Regions from separate parts of the Homo sapiens genome. Here region 1 is linked to region 2. A link is an interaction called in ENCODE POLR2A ChIA-PET data of the cell type or tissue named here. Cell type or tissue: MCF 10A. All regions are shown on one strand. Each heading gives the region's core, and the rest is flanking DNA. Links, peaks and the distances in the headings are about the cores only.

What was found. Peaks named below come from ENCODE experiments on the same cell type or tissue, not always from the same donor. Only the 100,000 strongest peaks of a DNase experiment are listed, where the experiment ranks them.
Region 1: POLR2A ChIA-PET joins it to region 2 with 6 read pairs; 6 of 35 experiments call an interaction of 5 or more read pairs at or near these places.

What each region holds. Positions count from the first base shown.
Region 1 is chr22:31,243,220-31,252,211 of GRCh38, forward strand. The region is part of intron 2 of LIMK2 (LIM domain kinase 2); the gene reads left to right. Among named protein-coding and RNA genes, the nearest start is that of LIMK2, 35 kb to the left of the region's middle. RefSeq lists enhancers at 4,274-5,164, 5,165-6,054. In MCF 10A, for the core only: no CTCF peak of the experiment used is centred there; a DNase peak (open chromatin) is centred at 5,102.
Region 2 is chr22:31,077,624-31,086,615 of GRCh38, forward strand. It overlaps SMTN (smoothelin), which reads left to right and starts at 3,695. Exons shown (of 21, transcript NM_134269.3): 1 at 3,695-3,833; 2 at 5,556-5,686. The coding sequence starts at 5,636. RefSeq lists silencers at 3,577-3,736, 7,135-7,414, 7,595-7,784 and enhancers at 6,815-6,884, 8,103-8,729. In MCF 10A, for the core only: no CTCF peak of the experiment used is centred there; DNase peaks (open chromatin) are centred at 3,308 and 3,608.

The sequences.
Region 1 (8,992 bases), core at 3,730-6,229, 170 kb after region 2:
CCGGGACCCTTGTTTTAGAAGGATGACTGCTGCTATAATGTAGAAAGTGATTTGGAAGAGGGGAGGAGTGGGGCACGAAAGATGGTTAGTAGATGGGGGTGGTAATGCTTACCTTTCAGTATTTGGAGGCTTCGGAGTCCTCAAAAATTCTCTTCCTTGATTGGAGTCCTCCCAGCCAATAGAGGGCTTCACACAAACAGTTTCTTGGGTTTTGAATTGTTTGACCAGAGCTTTCTTCCGACAAAAGGTTGGGGTGATTCATTCACTTACCACACCTTGCCTGAACATTCACTTGGGGCTGCCGGTTATGAAGGCTATTGTTCTCCAGCCTGTCACAGACGCTTTGAAGACCTGTGCCTCAGCTGGTTCTAAGGAGTCAGTTTGTTCAGCTCCGTGCCAGGTTTCCAACTTATGAAATGTGCTGGAGATTAACACCTCTCCTGCCATTTTATCCCTACTATAATTGCCAGTCAAAGGATTCCTGCAGTTGCCTCTGGCAGCCATAACTGATGAATGTTCTGCCAGCTGCTCTGAGGACCTAGAAGAGCAGTTTTCTATCCAGGACCAGTTTCCAAGGGTGGGAGGGTGAAATATATCCTCCAGTGTGACATTTCATCTCCCAGTGATGGGTGGCTTGGGCCCTTTGAAGTTGGCTCTGAGGAACCACACACTTGGGTCTGAGCAGCCAGCAGCTTATCACATCTGGTGATCAATCCTTCAAAGGTTCCTCCTGAAGTCTGAATTTTTGGAGGTCAAATGGATTCCACCTGGGAGGGGCTTCTGCTTCAACTCAGGACATGGGGAGAAGGCTGTTCCTCTTCCAGGGGGAGGCAGTTTTCATGGCATTGAGATGTCCTCTCACTTATTCCCCACCCACCCACCAAGTCCTTTGTAAGAGGAGTAGGGGGAGAGGAGAGCGCCTGCAGCCTCCTGCTCACATTCCTAGACACCGACTCACTGAGCCCGTCGCCGCTGGAACAGCAGAGCTGTGTGAAATGTCAAGAGGAGTTATGCTCATAGGCTCCCTGGCCTCAGTCTCTTTGTGGCTTGCATATTCTTCCATTAGTACTGTGTTCATCACATGGAAATCAGAGGGTACAATTAAAAGATAATTTGCTAGTCCCAGACTTAATTTGGGGCCCCCTTCTTGCCTGATTGAATTACAGGGGAACATAATAGATTTTTGGTGAGAAATAGTTGTCTGTGTGGCTGGGAGAAAGATTGCTCCCAGCTCTCCAGCTGGGCAGCCCTTTCAGTATCCCGTATGTTATTTCCCCACTTCCAGCCCACCTCACCTCCTCTGTGGCCCTTGTGTGTCCCCTCGGCTAGGATCCTGACCTCCTGCTCAAGAGTTTAAACTCAACTTGAGACCCAAGGAAAATAGAGAGCCCTCTGCAACCTCATAGGGGTGAAAAATGTTGATGCTGGGAGCTATTTAGAGACCTAACCAAGGCCCAGACAGAGAGAGTGACTTGCTAAAGGCCACATAGCTAGCCCACAGTAGTTGTAACAATAGTCTTAATGATATTAATGGCTAACATTTATCAACCTTTAATGTGTCCCAGACTTTGTGCCAAGGGCTTACATGCAGTGCATTGTCGCATTCAAACCCAGACAGTCTGGCTCTGGGCCCAGGCTGAGCTTTGGTATAGCATGGTAGAACGTTGTCTATAATGTCTAGTCTGGGTTCAAATCCTGGCTTCACTTCTCACATTTACAGCTGAGTGACCTCAGGCAAGTGATTTAACCTCCCTGTACCTCAGTTGCTTTATCTGTAAAGAGAAAAATCACAGCACTGTGGAATAGTGGGGGTTAAAATTCATTCATACAAGTAGTGCTGCAAGCAATGTTTAATACAGGGTGAGCACCTGTTCAGTGCTTCCTTCTTCTGGCTGCCTCTGGGGCTAGAGTGTGGTGTCTTCGTGGTATAGATAGATAGATATGGCTGAGCTCTGCACAAACACCAAGAGCTGTTCTTCACTATTAGAGGTAGTAAACAGAGTGGTTGAGCTCTGTGGTTCTAGAACAGAGGCCGGCAAGCTATGGCCCATTGCCTATTTTAATACGGCCTGTGATTGATTGATTTTTTTTTTCTTTTTGAGACAGAGTTTCACTCTTGTTGCCCAGGCTGGAATGCAATGGCACGAACTCAGCTCACCGCAACCTCTGCCTCCTGGGTTCAAGCGATTCTCCTGTCTCAGCCTCTCGAGTAGCTGGGATTACAGGCATGTGCCACCACGCCTGGCTAATTTTTGTATTTTTAGTAGAGACAGGGTTTCTCCATGTTGGTCAGGCTAGTCTCGAACTTCCAACCTCAGGTGATCTGCCCGCCTCAGCCTTCCAAAGTGCTGGGATTACAGGCGTGAGCCACCATGACTGGCCTGATTGACTGATTTTTTTAGTAGAGATAGGGTCTTGGTTTGTTACCCAGGCTGGTCTCAAACTTCTGGCTTCAAGCAGTCCTCCCTCCTTGGCCTCTCGAATGCTGGGATTATAGGCATGAGCCACTATGCCTGGCCTATATGACCTGTGATTTTTAATGGTTAGGGGAAAAAAAGCAAAAGAATGCTTTGTGACATGTGGAAATTACATGAAACTCAAATATCAGTGTCCCAGCCTGGGCAACAAAGTGAGACCCTGTCTCTACAAAAAATAAAAAAAAATAAGCCAGGGCCGGGCGCAGTGGCTCACACCTATAATCTCAGCACTTTGGGAGGCCGAGGCAAGTGGATCACCTGAGGTCAGGAGTTCAAGACCAGCCTGACCAATATGGTGAAACCCTGTCTGTACTAAAAACACAAAAATTAGCCGAGCATGGTGGCATGCGCCTGTAGTCCCAGCTACTTGGGAGGCTGAGACAAGAGAATTGCTTGAACCTGGGAGGCGGAGGTTGCAGTGAGCCAAGATCGCGACACTACACTGCAGCCTGGGCAACAGAGCGAGACTCCGACACACGCACGCACGCACACACACACACACACACACACACACACACACGCTGGGTATGGTGGCCAGCACGTGTGGTCCCAGGATGCACTGGAGGCTTAGGTAGGAGGATCACTTGAGCTTAGGTGGTTGAGACTACAATGAACCATGTTTATACCACTGCACTTTAGCCAGGGCAACAGTGTGAGACTGAATCTCAAAAGAAAAAAAAAAAAAAGAAAAAAATCTTTCCATAAGTAAATATCTGTTGGAACATAGCCATGTCCCTTAGTTTATGTTTTATATATGGCTGCTTTTGCCCTATAATGACACAATTGAGTGGCCACGACAGTCTGTATGGCCTGCAGAGCCTAAGATATTTGCTCTCTGGCCCTTTACAGAAAAAGTGCCTTGACCTGTGCTCTAGAGCCATATGTACCAGGTTTGAAACTCAGCCTCACAGCTGGGTGTGATGGCACGCATCTGTAGTCCCAGCTACTCTGGAGGCTGAGGTGAGAGGATCACTTGAGTCCAGAAGGTCGAGGTCAAGATTGTAGTGAGCCATGATGGCATCACCGCACTCCAGCCTGAGTGACAGAGAGAGACCCTGACTCAAAAAAAAAAAAACAAAAAAAAAAAACACCCTCACCACTTATCAGCTATTTGTCTTGAGAATAGTGACATAACCCCTCAGAACCTATTTCCTAATCTGTTAAATGAGGCTGATGACGTTTCCTCCTTTTACTGGCAATTTAAACATGATGGATAATAAATGCTAAGCACTTAACACAGGGCCTAGAAGATATTAACTGCTCAATAAATGGTAGCTTCTTAACAGTATTCAAACCCATGTGCTCTTATCACATGCATTGTTGTCCCTGTGTCCAGTTGGTGGAATGGGAAAAGGCTCCCTTGTAACCCCATCTACCATCTTTATCAGACTTTCCTGCCATGGTTCACAGTAAGAGATAGAAGCTGCACGGTGACTTCTGGCTCTTTACAATGGTGAGCGGTGTGTGCCTGGTAAGGGAGAGCTGATGTCACTGCCCCAAATCCAGTAGTGAGATCTGAGTGTTCTGGTTTCCTCCAGCAGCCTTGCTTTTTCCTTTACAATCCTGCAGGCAGGGAGACAAGGGCTTTCTACATGGTAGGCTCTGGTTTGGTCATCGTCACAACTGGGGGCTGTTCAGGTGGGCTCCCATTCCAGATACCTAGGCTTATCAATCCCTTTTGGCACCCCAGGCCTTTTTCTCCCTCATGCCCCATTTTTCAGTTTGAAAAGCATGGTTATCACAGGACAAGTAGAAGAAGCTCCACTGTCCACTGAGGCCAATGGATGGTGTTCTGCATGTGAACACTCAGTGAATAGTGAGTGAATGAGAGTAACCTGGGCTCCATCCTATTTGCAGAGAGCTTTGGAAAAGATTTTTCTCCTTAAAGAGCCAGAATGAAGCCTGGTAGTGGGAGAGCTCCAGCTCTAGAGTCACATGAGCCTACATTTAAATTCCAGCCCTGCCACTGACTCCCTTTTTGACCTTGAGTGAGTTACCTAATCTCTCTGTACCTCACTTTTCTTGTCTGTAGAGTGGGAATAATTCCTGTCTCAGAGAAATAAAAGAGTGCATATAGTGTTTGCCACATGGAGACACATCAGGTGTAGGTTAATACTCTGGGCCTTGTTTCCTTATTTGCAACACAGCCCTGCCCTGGAGTGGAAGTGGCACCTCCCATTGGTCAGCTCTTGAGGCTGTCCCCAGGACAGGCAGAGGGAGGGAATGAATGGGAGCCCTAGTGCCAGGACAGAACAGATGGCAGCTCAGAGCTAGGATGGCTCTCTGGACCTGTCTCTCCTACCAGAGGTCCCCCCGTCTGGTGTGGCTCTTCCTGGACCTGGCATCCTCTGCTTTTTTTTTTTTTCCACCTCCAAGCAGAATTACTGTCCTGTAGGCAGCTCCTCTGCTTGAGGACATCTGGGGCCAGATATGTTCACACTCTATCCTGCCTTGCCCTTCCCTGAGCTCAGGATGGACGCTCAATTGGTCCCAGTTATTGTCTGCAGCGCCTGCCTGCAGCCTCGATCCAGCCCAGCTCCACCCCTTGCCTGCAAGGTCTGTTTCCTAACAGCTGCTCCAACCACACACCTCGGTTCTGCGGGAGCCCCTCCTCTTCCTCCCTCCCTCCCTCATTCAGGGGTGGGACTGAAGAAGAAGGCTAACTTGACAGCAGCGCTTCTTTCTTAGCTAGTCACCGGCCCCTGCTCAAGAATGCCAGTGTGTGTGTAGCCTCCACAGAGAGGTCGTTTTCTCGGAGTCCAGAGGGGCCGCCTGAGCTTCTGAGAACTAGGGAGGAGCCATCCCAGCCATGAGCCCCTGTGGGAATCTGCTGGGGGCCAAGTGGCCTGGAGTCCTCAGGCTCCCGCAGCTGCTCCGGAGGGAGAGGTGAGCTCAGGGCAGCCTGCCTGCAGCCAGAGGTGCCGGGAGCCCCGGGCCTGTCATGGTGGCCATCTACAGCCGGCCTGAGGCAGTCACAGACGGATTTGCAGCTGAGCCTGTCTATCTGGTGTGGGAAGAAGATGGGGAGTTACTTGTCAGTCCCGGCTTACTTCACCTCCAGAGACCTGTTTCGGTGAGTTGGTCTCCGAGTTCCCCTCTCCATCTCTCCTGGCCCCTGGTCCTGAGAGGAGGGTGGTCTCCCTAAATCTCCTTCTCACTTAGTCCTTTACCATCGGTTCTGCCGGGCAGAAGCCAGCGGAGGTTATACCCAAGGAGAATCGGCCTTGTGAGGTACCCCCATTATGTCCTGGAAGTGGTGAGGGGAGGGATATACCCAGAAGGAACTTCTTAGGGAGCTCCAGCTCCCCTTCTATCCCAGACAAACCTGAAGGAGCCTCCAAAAGATGCCACTGACCTGCCCATTGTAGATGTTACTGCTTCCGGGGGGAATAGCCCAAATAGAGTGCTGTTTCCAGCTCTCACATGTCTTACCTGCGGGCCATGCTGCCTGCCCAGGAATTTGTCCCAACAAGCAGGATGGGCAGGTTTTGCCAAACTGTGGAAACTGGCAAGTCCTGGGTGTGGGTAGCCTGGTACACAGTAGGCACCTTATAAACGTTTGTTCTCTTAATGGCAGGCACATTTGCCTCTGGCCTTGAAGGGCTTCTGAGCTCCCAGGTGAATGTAGTTGCTGGGGAAAGACCTGGGCGAGTGCTTCTAAGACTGGAGCAATGGGCTTTAGAGTGTTCCTGAGCTGCTGGGCCAGCCCCCACACCTCCTCAGTCCCTAGGCCTAAGTACCTCCACGAGCCTCTCTCTGTGGGGCTTCTCAGAGGGAGATGTGGAAACTCTACCTCTAACCTGGCTTTCTTTGCTCATTGCCCCACTCCACCTCCCATAGAAACTCCCCAGGGGGTTTCTGGCCCTCTGGGTCCCTTCTGAATGGAGCCATTCCAGGCTAGGGTGGGGTTTGTTTTCATTCTTTGGGAGCAGCCTGTTGTTCCAAAAAGGCTGCCTCCCCCTCACCAGTGGTCCTGGTCGACTTTTCCCTTCTGGCTTCTCTAAGCTAGGTCCAGTGCCCAGATCTTGCTGCCGGGATACTAGTCAGGTGGCCAGGCCCTGGGCAGAAAAGCAGTGCACCATGTGGTTTTGTGGAATGACCGGACCCTGGTAGATTGCTGGGAAGTGTCTGGACAGGGGGAAGGGGGAAGGGAACTGGTCCTCAATGCTGACTCTACCAAGCGCCCTGCTAGACACTTTATCCTTTAATCTCTCAACAGCCTAAAGAGATTATATATCCCCATTTTACAGATGAGGCAACCAGTTTCAACAGAGTTAACATATGGAGCCTCACTGGGCAGCTTTTTCTGTCTTCCTGACTTTCTCTCATCCTTCAGGGGGCTGCAGGTTTGTTTTCTTCTCCTAGTGGAGAGGAAATTCTCAGGTTTGTTTTCCTCTCCTAGCAGAGAGTAAAAAAAGGGATAGTTTGCCTGACTTGTTGAAGGTGTGGCTGAGATTGTTTTCTAAAGAGCCAATGGAAATTGATCTTGAGTTTAGGAGAAAGCTTTTACATGTGGAATTAAGATGCCAAGTGTTGAAGTAGCCACATTTCAGGTCCTCATTAATTTCTCTTAATCCTGGGAAGGCAGCTTAGGAGAAGGGTTGTTCCTTTAGGAGCCAGGAACTATACCCCTTTTACCCTTGGAGAGGCAGGGAAGCCAGGGAGGACACAACTTCTCAGGAAGAGGAGAAGCTAGAGCAGATAGTGAACTCTCAACCTGAACCTTTAAGGGCCAGACCACTAATGCCACCCAAGTCCACCTGCCGTTTGTCTTGTTCTGTCCCAGGCTTTCTGGAGAACCTGATCTTCTTGCCCCTACCCCCAAGCTCCGTTTGCCCAGCTAGAGTCTGGGGGGTACTGACTGACTTTCGTAGACATTCTTCCCTTCCCCAAATAAGAGGCCACATTCCTGAAGTCACTTCTGAAGAGATAGCTGCCACACAGGGCTCTTTCCCCCCAGGGAGGGACCACCCAGACCCTCTGCTCTCCCAGGTATCCGTTACCACATCACTACCTGGTCAGAAAGCTGTTTCTGCCATTAGCCCCTCCCTCTTTTATTATAGGATATCCTCAAGGGCTCCTCTTTGGGCCTCAGTTTCATCCTTGGCAGAAAGTAGAAGCTAGACTTCTTGGGCTCCTGAACAGGGTCCTTGCTGGATTCTGTGAAACAAATTAAGTTCTTGACCCTAGGCCTCTGGGGGAGTACAAAGTCTATGGGAGTTCTGGGGCTGTGGTTGCAAGGAAAGTGACGCAACCAGATTCCATGGGGACATGATCAGGCGTGACATGTGAGGGAGGAAGAGGGAGCAAGGGAATGAAGAATACAACTTCTGTGTCCCATACACCCCTGCCTGACAGGCCATACATACTCAGCAGAGAATGCACTGTCTTTCCTACCACACTAGCGTGAGAAGTGAGCTGCAATTACCACTGTGCTTCCAAGTAAGAAAATACCTCAAATTGGAATTTACAAAAGAGGTAAATTAGGGAGTGGCTTTTGTCGGACATCTTTAAAGCATTTTTCTTTTTATAGAATTTCACTTAATGTCCAATACTGATTTAATGAGCTTGGGTTTACACATTATCTCTTGAAGAAAACAAATGAACCTTTGTGTTCCAAAGCAATCCATGTTTAAAGGGAAAAAATTATGCATAACTCTGCCCAGCTTCACAGTAACCTTTGGCAGGTGCCTTAGGTCCTCTGGGACTCTTTTCCTTATCTGAAAAATGAAGGACTTGGATCAGGTGAATGGTTCCCAGCTCTGCAACTTATGTGGCTCCTCAGAGGCACACAAGCTCTTTTCCATTATTTGCCAAATAATGGAGGCCCTGTCTTTAACTGCAGTACAACTACACAAAATACTTGAAACTACAGTCTTCCTGGTTTTTGGTTGGAACTGAATCAGTGCACTCTAGCAACACTTATTTCTTGCTGTTCGTAGGCTTCATTATGTGTTTGGTTAATTTTTTAAAACAACAATAACATATTCCATAATAATTACAGCTTAATTGGCAGACTGTTTCAGTCTATAGGATCTGCAGGAAGGAGGAGTAATAAAGGGATTTTTGACTGAGCTCTTATGGAACAGAGTCTCTCTAGGCCCCTGTCATATCTGCCCTTCTGGGCCCTGGGGAAAAGTTGGCATCCCCAGTTGTGGTGCTCTCCAGGTGCCCTCAGGCTGTGGTGGAGGGAGCTTCCCATTCTCTCCTTCAGCCCACTCAATTCAGAGGCTAGGGGCTGAAAGAAGCTTCTCTACAACTGGCTGTTCACTGGGAGGTTAAGGGATGACCATCCAGCCAGGCCTTCCTCAGGACATGGGAGGGCTTATGCTTTAACATGTGTAAATCCACTGCAATAATGACTGGTTCTTTTACCCCATAAGGTTGAGAATTTACCTGTAAACATTTTTGTCTGAAGAATTTGGATGTAAGTGAGGGCTGGGCCTCTATCTTATCTCACTTGGCTTCTCTCAGCACAGCACCTTGCCTGCTTGTTCTTACACATCCTAGATGCA
Region 2 (8,992 bases), core at 2,091-4,590:
CCCAGAAGTCTAAAGAGGTCCAGGCTGGCACATCCAGAACTCTCTCCTTCCTGTTCCAGCCCCTTGCCTCTCCTTTGTCTGTGAGGCTGGGTCTCCTGGAATTCACTGCTGCCCAGTGGGCATCTGAGGCCCCTTCTCCTCCTGCAGGGCCAGAAGTTTGCCTGGCACTGTTGCCCAGAGAACACAGCGGCTGGATGACATCCTGGAGATGATGGCCTTGCCAAACTGGTTTCCCAGCAGGTCCTCAGTCCCACTCCGAGGGCTGCTGGCCATGACCTAGGACGCATCCAGTTCTGCACATAAGGAGGAAGGTCATACCCCTTGGATCCAGCCAACCCCAACAAGAACCATCCACCTCTAGGGGCTCCATTCTCCAGCCTCACCTGCCTGTCTGTTGCCCAACAAGGTCGTCACAATCCTACTTCCGTTCCTTTGCTAATGCTGTTCCCGTCTCCAGAATGACAGTGCTGTCCTGGGGAGAGAGGCTTAGAGAGCCCAAGGCACAGCTCCTCCATTGTGCATATGAGCAAGTTGAAGCTCCAAGAGGGCCAACCCTTACCTAGGGTTGGAGCCAGGGGTAAGACACCCATCACCCTTCTTGCCTCCTGACCCAAGGCCTGGGCTTTCTCTGAAGGACCCTGACTGGGTGGAGGGTTAGCCAGGGTGACTTAGGGATGCAACACAGACAGCTTGGTAAAATAGTCATTCTCAGACTTGAGCTCTGGAGCAAAATATTACCCCTAGCCTCTGAGCTGCTCCAGCCACTTCCCATTCTGCCTTTCCAGGGTTGAACCTGGAAGAACCTAGAGTAGACCCTTTCTGTGACAGCCCCTTGCCCTAGGAAGGCTTGAAGCAGACCAGTCTAATCACCTCATTTTACAGGGGGCAGGCTGAGGCCCAGGCCTCTCTGGTGCCCACAAGATACATTCATCCTGCTCATCTGGCATTCAGAATCCTTGGCAAAGAGAACCACCCACATTTCCTGCTCCGCCCACAGCCTATCCTCCTCCTTTTCCCAGACTATTGGTCTTTGCTCACACTGTTCCTCTGCCACAAATGCCCTTTCATGCCTTTCCCCCTCTTCTATGTGGGATGAATTTTAAAAATTAGCTGGGCGTGGTGGTGTGTGCCTGTAGTCCTAGCCTCTTGGGAGGCTGAGATGGAAGGATTGCTTGAGCCAGGAGTTTGAGGCCATGGTAAGCTGTGATCATGCGACTGCACTCCAGCCTGTGGGACACAGCAAGACCCTGTCTCCAAAAAAAATAAAATAAAATAAAAACAAGTGTGACACACAGTTTATACACCACTTCCCTAAGAAGTCTTCCAGAGCTTCCCCCATCCTAGTGGCAGCAAAGTGGAGGGAAGGGGCTTCAGCATCAGGCAGAATTCCACTTTAGTCTGAATGCCTTTACTAGGCCAAGGTGCCTTCACCTCCCTGAGCTTCAGCTTCCTCTGTCGAATCAGAGTGTACCTATCTTGCACAGTGGTCACCTGGCAGTAGTGGGAGCCCCACGTCTGACATGCAACAGGTGTTCAGCAAATGCTGGGGCCCTCGTCACGGGATGTTTACTCTTTCCTCGGCTGTAGCTGTAAACTTCCCTAGCACTGTACCGGACTGCCCTTTGATCTCTAGATCACCCCCACTCCCTTGCAGAGAGGAAGACAGAGGCAGGCGGGTATGTCTGGAGGTGGACCCAGGCACTAAGGGCTTGAAGGGGCAGGACCCACACATCCCTTCCATAGGGCCAAGGGCTAGTGAGCGCATGTGCCAGACAGTAAATCCAAGCATGGAGGAACTCACCTGTACCATTCCTCCTAGCCTACAGTAGGGCAGGGAGAAAGGAGGGCATTAGCACAAAGCAGGCCATTCATTGGAGCTGGTGACCGCCATTCAGGCAGGCCCTGAAAATCAGAGGTGGCCTAGGTGTGCCCTGCATGAAGGGGAGGTCCCAAGGGACGCGTGAATTTTGAAGTATTCAGAATTGGTCTTAGAGGGCGCCTGACCCTCGTTCTGGATAATAACATGGCATCTCGCCCAGGTAGAGAAAGCCTAGGACCTTGAAATATGTCCTCCGAAGTGAGCTCTGTTTGCCTCTCCTGCTGTGTAGCATTGACAAGTCGCTTTCTTCTGTGCCTTGATTTTCTTTTTTCTTTTTTTGAGACAGAATCTTGCTCTGTCGCTTAGGCTGGAGTGCAGTGGCACAATCTCGGCTCACTGCAACCTCTGCCTCCAGGTTCAAGTGATTCTACTGCCTCAGCCTCCCAAGTAGCTGGGATTACAGGTGCATGCCACTTGCCCGACTAATTTTTGTATTTTTAGTAGAGACGGGGTTTTTGCCGTGTTGGCCAGGCTGGTCTCGAACTCCTGACCTTGGGTGATCCACCTGCCTTGGCATCCCAAAGTGCTGGGATTACAGGCATGAGCCACCGCACCTGGCCCGTGCCTTGGTTTTCTGATGTGTAAAATGGGACCACTTCTCAGGGGTGTGGGGATGAAATGAAATGACACATGGAAAAGACTCTCAGTGTGGAGACTGGGCCTTTCCTTAGATGGGGGCTGGGGGGTGTCACAGAGGACCTGAACCGGGGCTCTTCTGGGTTAACAGGCTGAAACCACCTCCCCAGAATCCCACATTATAGTGGTTAAAAGCAGGGTCTGGACTCAGAAGGTGCTGGGTATGAATCACAGCTTTACTACTTATCAGCTGTTGTCCTCATCTGTAAAATGGGGCAATAGTCATGGTCTCATGTGCTTGTTATGGGCATTATATGCCTGGTACATGGCAAGTACAAAATAAATGATTTGTTATTGTTTTTATTTGACAGGACTCCAGACCCCATCCTCCCAACTCCACCCACTTTAGTCTCCATGGAGACCCAAGGGCGGCTTTAGGGCCTCTGGCACTGAAGATGGAATAGCTTTGCCTTGTGGATCTGACCTCCTGGGTACCCTGGCTGATTCCTTGTTTGGTCTTGGACATGTCAGCTCTCTCTGGGCCTCAATTTCCCCCTTTTGCTGAATGACAGCCTGGACTCCATATTCCCTATTTAGGACTCCAGCGCTCCTAAAGGCAGACTCTCAGGGCTTGGAAGGTAGAAGCATGCTACAAGAAGGCAATGTCTGTTCAAAGGTGTGTGGGCTGGGGGAGGCGTGCTGTGTGATTGATTCTGCTCCACCTGAGATGGTCCCGGCACTCCAACACAGGGTCAAGGTGCTGCCAGTCACTCAGTCCCTGCTCTGAGGTGGCTCAGACCAGGTGTCCCGAAAGCAGCCTAGGGACGGCGGCCAAGCTTAAACACTGACGCGAGAAAGGGGTGGAGTCGAGGGAGGGGACGTGGTCTCAGGAACAAAGAGGAGGGCGGAGAGGGGCTGTCCTGAAGGCTCTGAGACTCCTACGACCCCAGGAAACTTACCTCGGCTCGGGGCGCCCCCCCCGACTTGGCGCAGAGCCTGCGTCCCCCTGCCGATGCCCACCCGACTCGCTAAAGCCACCGAGGCAGACGACCCCAAGACTCCCAATTTCCGACCTCCCTGGCCCGCGAGGGGCGGGGCCTTCCTCTCGGGGCGTGGCCGTCAAATTGAATTTTCCCAATGGGGCACGAGAGTGGGAGGTACCCAATCGAGGGTTGGCTGGCGCGTCGGGGCAGGGCGGGGCCAGCCGGGCTGCTGGCGCGGCTGGACGGGCAGCTCTCCGCAGAATCCAGGGGACGGTTGCTGAGCGGGCCTGGGACAGCGGGTCGCGGCACCTCCGGCCTGCGCGTGTCTAATCCGTCTGTCGGGTCCCGAAAGAGCTAAGCCGAGCCTGCGCCGGACGGGTGGGCTGGACTGAGAGGTGGGTGTGCGGACCTCGGGGGGGATCCTGGTGCTGCCCCAACGTGTCCGGGGGTGGAACCCGGATGTCTAGACAGGAGTTCTGGAACGTCCAGACCTGGGAGCCCCCACCCATACGAGAGGTCTAAGCCATGGGATAAAGTTATGAGACTGTTGGGGGAAGACGCCCCCGGATTCCTAAGAGACTCCACGCCCCACAGGGGCGCTAGTCTGTGGCGGCAGAAACCCTGGGGAAGCTGCCACAGAATCCTGAGGCCCCTCACAATGTCCGGCGACCCCAGACTGTGTGACAGGGAGATTGGAGAAGAGCAGCGGCAGGGATCTTCTTATAATCCCATGGGTGTCCTAGATTAGGCATTAGGGTCAGCTGCCCCATAGAAGAACAGACATGGGGGGAATCAGAATGTCCGCAGAACCTAAGGCTGGTGACCACTGGACAGTCTTGAAGAGGTTTAACCCAGACAGAGTAACTAGGTAAGAGGCAAGGATCCTAACAGGCAGAGATTGGGAGGTTGACACCTCTGAGCCTACCAGGATGGGAGGGGGAACAAGCAGTGACTTGAACAGGCTGGGACCCACACACCCCAACTGTGTGGAGCGGTAACCCTCACCCCCCACCCATGCACCGTATGGGGTGACTTCCCAAGTGACTGTTCTGAAGAGAGGGAAGGGATGATTGAAAGATGAATCAACAGGAGGTGGGGGGCAGGCCTGGGGCCACACATTAGTCAGTCACCATACATTAACTAAGCATCCACAGTGTGCCAGACCAGGGCCCCTCAAATTCCAGACAGACATTAGTTGGGGCTACAGGAGGAAGGAGAGATCTGCGCTGGGAGGCTGGGCCAGGATTTAGGGGTCCATTTTGATGGGCAGCACTGGGGCAAGATGGGGCTCTTGCCTCTGTCACTGAGAGTGTTCCAGGCCCTTGAGGGCACTTTGGAAGGGAGCTTCGGAAGCCGGAGATGACGAAGATTTTGATTACATCCTTCTCTGCCCTCTAAGTCTTTGGCTTCCTCCTTGCTCAGTGACAAATCCTTGGCCCTCTCCAATCTTCTCAGTTTGCCTGAAATCCAGGGGTTGGGCAGGTCAGCTTCTGAAAGCCCTTCCAGGTGGGGAATTGAATTCTGTATGAATTGGCAGGAGGTGCTGGGTGCCTGGACACCTGGCTTCAGGAGGTCTGGACAGCAGAGCTGGCTCCAAGAATCGGAAGACACAGTGTACCTTCCTATACCTGGGGGAATGACAGTGGTGGTGGCAGCAAGAACTACGGGTTCAGCCCACAGCCAGAAGCTGAGCCTGCGGAGTGGGTGGGGGCTGGGTAGGCCCTGTGGATGGGTGGGTGGGGCAGGAAACTGGAGACTGGAGTGCACCCCCTGGTGGTAAGCACAGCTTGGGTGGGTCTTGCCAGGCCCTGGCTTCTCAATCCAGGTCCCTGCCCTCCCTGTTTTGAGGTTTAGACAGGATGAGAGTCCATCCCAGGCCACACAGCAGACTGGCGGCCAAGCTGGCAGGGCTGGAACCAGAGACCCCCTACCCTGGGTTTGGTGAGTTTTCCAGCAAACCACCCTAGGGCAGAGGGCAGCTTCCAGCCAGGAGCCACATTATAGGATGGGACAGTAATGGACGCTCCTAGGTTAGAGAGGGAAAGTAAGGCACAGAGCCTAAGTGCCTGTGGTTTCTGGAAGCCCCAGCATGCCTGATTCATGTCTGTCCCCTGCAGAATTCTCTGAGCTGGTGACAGGTGCCACAGGCACTGGGGATCTCACCAGAAAGGAACCGACGGAGCTAGGGGCCAGCGAGATGGCGGACGAGGCCTTAGCTGGGCTGGATGAGGGAGCCCTTCGGAAGCTGGTAAGTGGCCCCATCACCCACTGTGGGGACAGGAAAGCCAAGCCAGAGAGGCAGGGTCAATCCAGGGTACCTCTCAGCTGACAGGAAGAAGTGATGGGGGAAAGGTCAGGAGGAGGGGGACATGGGAACAGGGGTAGGCCAGTTCCATGTGGCTGATGCAGAGGCCCTTGTGGCATGTGCCTGTCCATGCCTGGTACTGAAGCCTAGTCCCTCCCAACCCTCCACAGCCACCACCTGTTTAAACAGTAACTGCTGTAGACTCGCCCGTATGCAGCCACAGGTGTGGGGAGGCTGGATATGCCTCTCCAGAGCAATAGCTCGGGCAATGCCCACCCCTGGAAGCTGGCCCAGTGATAATGGTAGCAGCAATGATTAATAATGCCAAGGCCTGGCAGGGGGCAGGCTGGGTACTGGGTATACCATGTCACAGAATAATCACAGCAGCTCTGAAAGCCTGGGCACTGCGACTCAAGAGAGTTAAAATCACCTGCTCAAGGACACCCATCTAAGAAGGAGCTGTGCCAAAATCCCAACCCCATAGTGGGCCACGGGGGACCAGAGTCCTGGGAAAGTCAAGGCTGGACGAGGCCATAAGAGAGAGACAGGTTTTGTGGGCCCTTATGGATTCTGTGGCTTCTCATCTCATTTTTCTACTCTTGAGTCTCAGTTCCTCTACCTGTAAAATGAAGGGAGGGAGGGAGATGTGTTTGCACACAAGCTCTAGGTCCTAGAGTTGGCATGGGGACAGAATGAGGCATGGACCCAGATCTCAGGTGGAGGAAAGATGAGCCCACTCCATCCCCTTTCTTGTTCCTCTTCCTGAGAGCCCTGTCTACCTCCATGCACAGAGGCCGTAGGGCAACCCAGTGGGGCAGGGCTCCTTCCCCAACCCCAAAGGCCAGGCAGCCTGACCTGGAGGAGGGGCCAGAGGAGCTCCATCTCCTCAGTCCCTGACCCTTGTCCATGGGGGTAAATTAAAGATTTACTTTACCTAGAAGACAAGTGACCCACCCCACTCTCATACCTTCCCCCGCAGGCAGAGGCTGGAACCAACCAGCGTAGCCCAGCCACTGGGCAGTGCCCAGCTGCTGCCATGACCTCCCCAAGGCACTCTGCCTGTATGTTCTCGGACCAGCGCATTAGACTCTCTGGGTGTCTGCCTCTCCACTATCACCGCAGGATGTGTGCAGCCTGGAGGGGATGAGGTTAGGTTTCCAAAGGTGCCCGCCAGTCAGTTCGACCTTCCCTCAGGAAGTCCAAGTCCCAGTGGGGGTCGTAGAGGCAGCACAGTCCAAAAAGAGGGAATGCCAGGCCTGGTTCCCGCACATCCTCATCTCAAGGTATCCACAGGCAGGCTCAGGGTTCTTCAGCCGCCACCTCCCTCTCTTAAGCGAGGCTCGGGCGGCGCTGGAAAAGAGTTTTGGAGAGAAGCTGGAGCAGTGGTTGAATCTCTGGGAAAGGACAGATGAGAACCTGCCCCGGTCTCGGGATCGGTGCCTCTCGAAGTCTTTCCGACCCCGGGAGCGGCTCCTCCAGCACCCGGCGCCCGCCATTACTGCGCCCCGCGCGCCGGCCCGGCCCCCGCTGGCCTCGTGGCAAGAACGGGGGCGTCCCGAGCCGGGCTCCTCCCCGCGGGGCCGGGCCATATAAGGAAAAGCTAGGCCCGCTCCGCCCGCCCTGCGCCCCAGCGTCTGGCCGATTTGGGGACGCGGGCAGTCGCTTCCGGCCCCGGCTCCCGCACATTCTTGAGGATTGGGCCGGGGATGGGAGGAATGGGGACGCCTGGGGACTTGCACGCCGCGTGCCCCTCCACCACCCGCCGGGACGCCCTCTGCCTCGGTCCCGAGTTCGAGTTCGACCTCCGCCACTCAGCTGGGTGTCCTGGGGACCTTGGTTTCTTCCCTTTAGATCCGGACACTGAAGCAGGCGGTAGCGGGTGTCTTCCTACCTGGCTACCCCTTCGGCGCCTAGCGCGAGGCAGGGTGGGCGAGGCGAGGGCGGCGCCCTGCGAGGGAGGGCGGTCGCAGAACCTGCGGGCCTTCAGCGCCCCCTGGCGAGGCTTCCCTCCACCGCCGGCGGGACCCCCATGGGCAACCGGGGGAGCTGGGACTGAAAGCCTGGAGAGCCCCCTCCGTTGTGCTGTTGGGGAGACTGAGGCCCAGTGAGACCTCAGGGCCTGCCAGGCGTTCCCAACAGCGAGGGCAGAGAGTACACGGAGAGCCGGCTCCCCAGGGGGAGGAAGCACCCTCTTTCCTCCCGGGAGAATTTCACTGGGCAGTTTCGGAAACCGCCCCATCCCCTTCCCCTTCCCCCTCGGTAGACAATGGCGCTTTGTACTTCCTTCCCTCCCTCCCACAGCTCCCTCCTTACACAGCGGTGGGGCCTGGGCGGGTGGAACTCGGGACACACAGAGGAGACACTGTGGTCCAACCTTTGCCTCCAGGCCCAAAGGGAAGGGTCGTGCCAGAGGGTGACCAGTGGAATGAGGTTGTCAGTCTCCAGCCTTGCCCACCCACTTTGGGGGATCAGAGGGAGGCTCCCATTTTCCAGATGGGGACACTGAAGCTCCGGGGGTTGTGCTGTAGAGGTGGCCAAGTTCCTACATCAGGCTTTTGTCAGAGACAAGGACCCCATCTCCGAGCCCAGAGCACTGAGAATGGGGACCTAGGAGACAAAAGGCTAGCCCTTGCCCCTCTGGGCCTCTTTACCCTCTGTACAGAAGGGGCTGGACCCTCTGTCCCCTCCAGCCCCCAGCCTCCAAATGTACCACAGAAGGCTCTAGGCCTGAGACACAGCCAGCACCGGGGGCTGGGGAGTGAGCCTCATTCCCCCCGCCTCTGCTATAAGGCCTCCTTAGGCCTCAGAGCATCTCTAGTCCAGGCTAGAGGGGTCTCCAACACAGTGCCAGGATCCCTGAGGTCCCCACCATGACACACAGACCCCAGTAGCAGAGCTATCTTCAGCCTAGGGCAGGCCCTGGAGTCAGAGAGACCTGGGTTCAAATCCTGGCTCAGGTCATTTGACCATGAGCAAATCACATGTCCTCCCTGGACTTCAATCTCCTCATCTGTCAAATGGGAATAACAGTAGTATCTAGGGTTTTTGTGGGCTTAGGACAAGTAGGGGGCTCAGCACAGGGTTTGACTCACAGGCTCTCCATAAATGTTACTGATGCCTCGGGGTATCCTGCCCTTCCCATTTGCCCCCTTGTCTCTCTCCCTCCTCCTGACTGGCTAGAACCAAGTATGGGGGTGATGCTTATTGCAACTGCAGCTATGTACAGGAGAGGCCAAGTCACTGTTCCCA